Linked DNA regions of Homo sapiens: region 2 is linked to region 1. Evidence: read pairs that join two places in POLR2A ChIA-PET (ENCODE). Cell type or tissue: PC-9. All regions are shown on one strand. Region 1 holds the start of OR5AC2 (olfactory receptor family 5 subfamily AC member 2). Region 2 overlaps GABRR3 (gamma-aminobutyric acid type A receptor subunit rho3).

The links. ChIA-PET counts read pairs that join two places held together with the same protein. Peaks named below come from ENCODE experiments on the same cell type or tissue, not always from the same donor. Only the 100,000 strongest peaks of a DNase experiment are listed, where the experiment ranks them.
Region 2: POLR2A ChIA-PET joins it to region 1 with 17 read pairs; 2 of 35 experiments call an interaction of 5 or more read pairs at or near these places.

What each region holds. Positions count from the first base shown.
Region 1 is chr3:98,086,945-98,090,944 of GRCh38, forward strand. OR5AC2 (olfactory receptor family 5 subfamily AC member 2) reads left to right here and starts at 229. Exons shown (of 1, transcript NM_054106.1): 1 at 229-1,158. The coding sequence starts at 229. The coding sequence ends at 1,158. In PC-9, no CTCF peak of the experiment used is centred here; no DNase peak of the experiment used is centred here.
Region 2 is chr3:98,029,178-98,033,177 of GRCh38, forward strand. All of the region lies in intron 2 of GABRR3 (gamma-aminobutyric acid type A receptor subunit rho3), which reads right to left. Among named protein-coding and RNA genes, the nearest start is that of GABRR3, 4.1 kb to the right of the region's middle. In PC-9, no CTCF peak of the experiment used is centred here; no DNase peak of the experiment used is centred here.

The DNA.
Region 1 (4,000 bases):
CCTCCCCTACACCTCAAATATATGCATTCATTTCAGTATTTTCCAATTTTAGTGTCAAATACCTAAACACACACTTTGTAAACAGATTTTACTAATGGATGTAAGTTAGACTTTAAAAACTGTTAATTAAATGGGAAACTCAAAGGTATAAATATAATAAAATGCTACCGCTTTGTGTTATCTTTAGTGATTGTCTTTGTAACATGTTTTCTTATTACAGTGACGAGTATGGATATATCAGAGGGAAATAAGACTCTTGTGACAGAGTTTGTTCTCACAGGACTTACAGATCGACCATGGCTGCACGTCCTCTTCTTTGTTGTGTTTTTGGTGGTCTATCTCATCACCATGGTGGGCAACCTTGGACTGATAGTTCTAATTTGGAACGACCCCCATCTTCATATGCCCATGTACTTATTCCTTGGTGGTTTAGCCTTTTCAGATGCTTGTACTTCAACCTCTATAACCCCTAGGATGCTGGTCAATTTCTTAGACAAGACTGCAATGATATCCCTAGCTGAGTGCATCACCCAGTTTTACTTTTTTGCTTCCAGTGCAACTACAGAATGCTTCCTCCTGGTGATGATGGCCTATGACCGCTATGTAGCCATATGTAATCCCTTGCTTTATCCAGTGATGATGTCCAACAAACTCAGCGCTCAGTTGCTAAGTATTTCATATGTAATTGGTTTCCTGCATCCTCTGGTTCATGTGAGTTTACTATTGCGACTAACTTTCTGCAGGTTTAACATAATACATTATTTCTACTGTGAAATTTTACAACTGTTCAAAATTTCATGCAATGGTCCATCTATTAACGCACTAATGATATTTATTTTTGGTGCTTTTATACAAATACCCACTTTAATGACTATCATAATCTCTTATACTCGTGTGCTCTTTGATATTCTGAAAAAAAAGTCTGAAAAGGGCAGAAGCAAAGCCTTCTCCACATGCGGCGCCCATCTGCTTTCTGTCTCATTGTACTACGGAACTCTGATCTTCATGTATGTGCGTCCTGCATCTGGCTTAGCTGAAGACCAAGACAAAGTGTATTCTCTGTTTTACACGATTATAATTCCCCTGCTAAACCCATTTATTTACAGCTTGAGAAATAAAAAAGTCATGCATGCATTGAGAAGAGTTATAAGGAAGTAAACAGTTCCAAAGGGAAATGTCAAATCATTTATTTTTTCACCCTTTGCATAAATAAGTCAACAAGTCTTGTGGTTAGCCATGGCTCTGCCATTTCATCAGAGGGCTAGTGGTCAGGGTGGTCACTGAGCACTACGTGAAGAAACCCAGCTTTGTACAATGTTTACTTGGATTTGGGTCCAGTTGAAGTGTCTTTACATCAACCATGGTTGATTTCTTTAAAAACATTTTACTTCCTTGTTTTCTGAACATTTAATCTTGAAAATTTATTATTTTCCAGGGACCCTACATCTAAATTCCATTGAATAACCGACAATAATTGAAACTGTTATATAAGAGCCATTTAGTTCACAAACCTAGTTTACTGCACTAGGCTCTGTGATACCCTACCATACAAGAATAAAATGATAAAAACTCAGAGTCTTGCAGAAAAAGTGTTCTAGAAATAAAAGTGAGAAATAGTAATAAAAATTAAGAGTTTAAAAAATGGTGTATTTTTTAATTTTTAATTTCTGGTATATCTTAATGACAAAAATTTTTAAAAGCTTGTCTTGAACAATGGACCATCAAAATTTAAAACTTTCCATATCTAAAGTCGATATACTAGCTTTAATATAAGGCATTATATAATACAATTGCATTCAATAATATGCAGGTTAGAAAATATCTCAGGATATAGCCTTCTCAAACAGTACAGATCTTCTATACTCTATTTACAGGAATATTTTGTTTGCAATTATAAGCATGATAAAAAAATTTGCATAGAGATTGCATTGCTATACTCCAAGAGGCAGAAGACAAGGATAAGAAACAGGTCAAATATGTATGGATATTGGTGTAAAATTGAGCTGGTAGATTCTTTTAAAGGTGAGATCAGGTTCTCTTGGTGTCAGCCACCAATTTACTTCCTTTTTTTTTTTTTTTTTTTTTTTGTTTGAGACAGAGTCTCTGTTGTCCAGGCTGGAGTGCAGTGGTGCAGTCTCGACTCACTGCAACCTCTGCCTCTCAGGTTCAAGCTATTCTCCCGCCTCAGCCTACTGAGTAGCTAGAATTACAGGCATATGCCACCAGGCGGGCTAATTTTTGTGTTTTTAATAGAGACAGGATTTCACCACACTGGCCGGGCTGGTCTTGAACTCCTGACCTCAGGTAATCCTGCTGCCTCGGCCTCCCACAACTTACTTCTTTTCAGTGACAGACCTACGTTAATATATGTATCAGCTATTTTAGCAAAATGGAACTGACACATATTTCCTTTTGCAAAGTATGAATCATGTTCTTTGAGCAAGCTGTTTTTTCAAGCATTATATTTAGGAAGAAAGAATTAATAGGAAATGAAAATTAAAATTTAAGTTGTTGCAACAGGAGTGAAACTTGTTAAAGAAAAATTTTAGCTGAATAAAATTTTAAAAAGTTTAATTGAGCAGAGAACAATTTGCCAATTGGGCAGTTTCCCAGCCAGAGTAGGCTCAGAGACTCCACGGCAGCTACATGGTGGAAGATTTGTGGACAGAAAAAGGAAAGTGACATACAGAAAACAAAAATGAGATACAGAAAGAGCCAGATTGGTTACAGCTCCACGTTTTTCTTATTTGAACATGGTTTGAACAGGTGGCCACCTTTAGCCAAAACTCGGTGACTGGTACAAGAGCAGGTTACAGTTTGTTAACAATTCTGTTTAGGTTTGTACAGACAAAGTTTTAGGCATAAAATATATAAGGAGGCAGCCTTAGGCTAAACTTAATTTAACAAAGTGTGCTCTTGTTGAAGAATTTTAAAAGTTATTTTTAGTTAGCTTTTTTGCCTGTAATTCCAACAGATACACCAAAATATTAATCTAATATGTAGACATATTCTATATCTTAAATGTATTGATTATTTGACTTAGGAATATAAATTTAAAATGTTAATTCATTTGTATAGGTGTACAGTTTCATTCCTATGGATCTCCACTAACAAATGGCTTTTTTAAAAACTACACAACTGAATGTACTCCTTTTAAAAATTTTTTTTATTATACTTTAAGTTCTAGGGTACATGTGCACAATGTGCAGGTTTGTTACACAGGTATACATGTGCCATGTTGGTTTGCTGCACTCATCAACTCGTCATTTACATTAGGTATTTTTCCTAATGCTATCCCTCCCCCAGCTCCCTATCCCCCAACAGGCCCTGGTGTGTGATGCTCTCTGCCCTGTGTCCATGTGTTCTCATTGTTCACCTCCCACCTATGAATGAGAACATGTGGTGTTCTGTTTTCTGTCCTTGTGATAGTTTTTGCTTAGAATGATGGTTTCTAGCTTCATTCATATCCCTGCAAAGGACATGAACTCATCATTTTTTATGGCTGCATAGTATTCCATGGTGTATATCTGCCACATTTTCTTAATCCAGTCTATCATTGATGAACATTTGGGTGGGTTCCAAGTCTTTGCTATTGTGAATAGTGCCGCAATAAACATATGAGTGCATGTGTCTTTATAGTAGCATGATTTATAATCCTTTGGGCAGTAATAGGATCTCTGGGTCAAATGGTATTTCTAGTTCTAGATCATTGAGGAATCGCCACACTGTTTTCCACAATGGTTGAACTAATTTACACTCTCACCAACGATTTAAAAGCATTCCTATTTCTGCACATCCCCTCCAGCTTCTGTGGTTTCCTGACTTTTTAATGATCGCCATTCTAACTGGTGTGAGATGGTATCTCATTGTGGTTTTGATTTGCATTTCTCTGATGACCAGTGATGATGAGCATTTTTTCATTGTCTGTTGGCTACATAAATATCTTCTTTTGAGAAGTGTCTGTTCATATCCTTTGCCCACTTTTTGATGGGGTTCTTTG
Region 2 (4,000 bases), 58 kb before region 1:
ATTTTTGTCCTTTCCCACAAAGTATTATGAAGATTGAGAAACAGTAGGCGTGAGTCTTGGTAATAGGTGTGGTTTTTCTCTTTGAATTGGGGCCTCTTCCTTCCTGGGTCACACAAAGAAAACATATTTCTATGCTCCCTCTTCTCAGTGTCAGAAACTCTACTGTAATTGTGTGACAAAGAAAGCAGAGGTCTGGGAGGAGGGAAAGGCTTGATTCTGAGTGGTCTCAGGGGGACTAAGAGGGTCTTTGAGGAGGACATAGTAGTCAAAGGATTAAAAACTAGAACTGATTGAGGAAAAGGAAATGCACCTAACTCATTCTGCGGCATTGGAGTTTTATAAGTGGAATGATAAAAAATCATCTGACTTGAGTCACACACACTCGGTTGGCTGCCTTATAAAACTGCTTTCCCTGGAGCCTGGAGGCCTACATATTTGATGAGTTAACTAGAATCAGAATTTGAAAAGAACTAGGTCTGACACGAAGAGACTAGTTACCCAAGGGAGGACATAATTAATAAGCAAATTTAAAAGTATTTAATTGAGGGGGTCAAGAGTGTGATACCAATTGAAGCCATAACTGTCATTTTATATCTATTAAATTAGCAAAAGACAAAAAATAATGTTAGTGCCCCATGCTGTGAAGGATATGATGAGGCCAGGTGCGATGGCTCACACCTGTAATCCCAGCACTTTGGGAGGCGAAGGCGGGCGGATCACTTGAGGTCAGGAGTTCGAGACCAGACTGGCCAACATGGTAAACCCCATCTCTACTAAAAATACAAAAATTAGCCAGGTGTGGTGGTGGGAGCCTGTAATTTCATCTACTCAGGAGGCCGAGGCAGGAGAATCACTTGAACCTGGGAGGCAGAGGTGGCAGTGAGCCGAGATCGTGTCACTGCACTCCAGCCTGGGTGACAGAGTGAGACTGTCTTGGAAAAAAAAAAAAAAAGGATATGATTAAATCCTTTTCATTTTGCAGGTGGGAGTATAAATATTGGTAAACTCCCCTAGAAATTCATCTCAAGAACTATAAAAATATTTCATGTGCTTTACTCAATTATACAATTCCAGAAAAATCATAATTTTCTCGGTAAAGAAAAAAATAAAATGTGTGAAAACATTTATTGCTGTTACTTATAATAGTGCAAACTTGAAAATAAATGTTCAGAAACAAAGGAGATAATTCTTGTCCTTTAATTCAAATTAATAATATGGAGTGATTAAAATACCATTATGGTGTCTATGAAGCAATGTGAGAAATGCTTAAGTGAAGAAAATACAAAATGGTTTCTATGCTATGATTTTAAACATGGAAAAATCATGTAGTTTCATGAATCAGGATTAGACGTGAGCTTGGAAAAACAAAAGCATAACTGGATTCTAGGTATCTTTTTCCACATAAAAATCCATTATTGCTATTGTTATTTGTATCATAAATTATCTAGAAAAAATTGAACTTGCCATTTATAATCCTTTCCAAATAAGAATCTGGTCAAAACTCTCCACCTTATCACTCCATTCTCCTTGTCATTCTAGAAGCATGGCCTCTTGATAACATGGACGTTTTTCTCAGTCAAGCTTTACTGTGAACCAGTGCACACTGAAACTCAGCTAACTGTTCCAAATAATGTAGGCAAAATTTTAAAAACTTTTTGTAGGCTTATTATTTTTCTTTAGAAAAATACAAAATGAAGCAAAAATGTTCTATTAGGCTATATACATGGATGCAAATCCAAGGAATAAGGTAAAGTAGTGGGAAAATCAATTGGTCCAATTTTTCATCACGAAGAAAACCTTCATAATTCTTGATCCAATCTTTATTTCCAGGCTCTGGATGTTTTTGAAAAGTCTTAGAGAAAACGTGGTACATCAGATGTAGTGAATCTTATGGCTCTGATTGAACTCCTAACTTCTGAACTCTGGAAATACATACCTGACTTTTTCAATAGCCTGTCTCTTGTAAAGGAAAAAATCTAGGCAGATGAACATTTCTGTGGAAAAGCCAGCCAGAGAGAATGCTTCACTTGAAACACGACAGTTCCCACATCTCACTTGGGTCTCTGTCAGATCACAAGCTCAGTGAGGAGGCCTCAGTTTCCTCATCTGTGAAATGAGGAAATTAGACCAGATTAGCAGCTAGTCTGCAGACATTTTTAAAAAATGGTTCACGTGGTACATTAACTTGGAAAAATTCAGAGAAAAGCTTGGATTTCTTGCTTCTTTTGAAAAAAATCAGAAAATCTGGCCACACGAGGCTCAAGTTCTCTTATAACAAGAGAAGGCTGTGGGCACGGTGGCTCATGCCTATAATCCCAGCACTTTGGGAGGCCAAGGCTGGAGGATCATTTGAGGCCAGGAGTTTGAGTCCAGCCTGGGCAACATAGACAGACCCAATCTCTACCAAAAAAATATAAAAGCCAGGTGTAGTGGCACACGCCTGTTGTCCCAGCTACTTGGGAGGTTGAGGTGGGAGGACCACTTGAGCACAGGTGTTTGAGGTTATAGTGAACTATGATTGGACCACCGCACTCCAGCCTGGGCAAGAGAACAAGACCTTGTTTCAGAAAAAAAAAAGTTAAAAATTAAAAAACAAACAAAAACAAGAGAAGGCTGAACCTGACCAGCCAGTTTCCCTCAGAGGAGCATATACCTTGTAGTTGTAGTCTCTGCCACTCTCTTCTGTCTTGCTTGCAGTAGCATTGGATTTGCCATGCCTGAGAACCTACTGGCTTTTACATTAGGTTCAGGGTAATGTTTAACAAGTGACTCTTTAGGAAAAAAAGCCCCAGTTTATAGTAGTGTTTTATTTCCATGGTGTAAATACTTCCACCATGGCTGATTTCAGGCTACCAACAACATGCATGGCAGAGATGTGTCTAGCACATAGTATAGTATAGTATAGTATAGTATAGTATAGTATAGTATAGTATAGTATAGTATAGTAATGGTATACTGTAGTATTTCTACAATACAGTTACAATAGACCTAAATAACCTCAAGAGCAACAGATGATAAAGTGTGGAGAAATCATTGGGAAGTGGTGAGTTTTAAGTATTTGCTACCTTTATTTTAGAAAGTATTTAATTTAATTGCAGGCTTATATAATTTATTTTTTAATAATGTGTGCTTTTAACAGCCAGCTGATAAATTTCCTGAAAATGATTGGCTGTTGCAAGCCAGACTGAGCAGACTCCAGCACTCTGCTGATTATTTTCAAGGCCAGAGTCAATACGTTGCTCTTATAGCATTTTTAGCCCCAACCCAGCACTTGCATGTAAATATCACTCAGTGTAATTGTTGAAAGAATGAATAAATATTCAGTGAGTCTATTTGCTTAATCCTCTTTGCATCATCCAGGAGTAAAATTTCTTCTCTAGGTAAAAGGGGAACATTTTCCACCTGCCATAACTTACTTTATTCACACCTCTCCCTACTTTGTTTTTAGGAAACAAAAGATATGTTTGAATACATATTTTTTTAAAGTCTTTAGGTTTTGAAAGAAGGGAATCTCTGGATTAAAAAGTGAGGTTATATTCTGAATGAAAACAACTAAAAGCAAAACATTTAAGAGCCTTATTGTATAAAAACTGGCCCCAAACAATGCATATATAAATCCCCCTTATAATTTTCAAAGATCATGTCTTCCTTTCATGTTCACTCTATTAGTTCTTTTGCATTATAGAAGAGTGGATTATTCATTAATTCATTCATTACTTAATTATTGGCTGATAATCAGGTCGGGTGCTGGGCAAAGAACCTCACAGTATCTATTCACATACTAAGGTAGGAAGACTCCTGGGCCTCTTACTCTAAAAATGACTCTATACAGTAATTACTGTATTTTGGTCAAATGCCCTAAAATCTGCATGACAGAGTGCTTGAATGACAGCTCAGAAATTGGCTGGCTGTGTTACTCTGTTCACTCAGGGAAAATGCCTGGGTTTCATTCTAAGTGGCTACTTCTGGACCAGTGTGATGGTTTATGCAATCTCCAGTG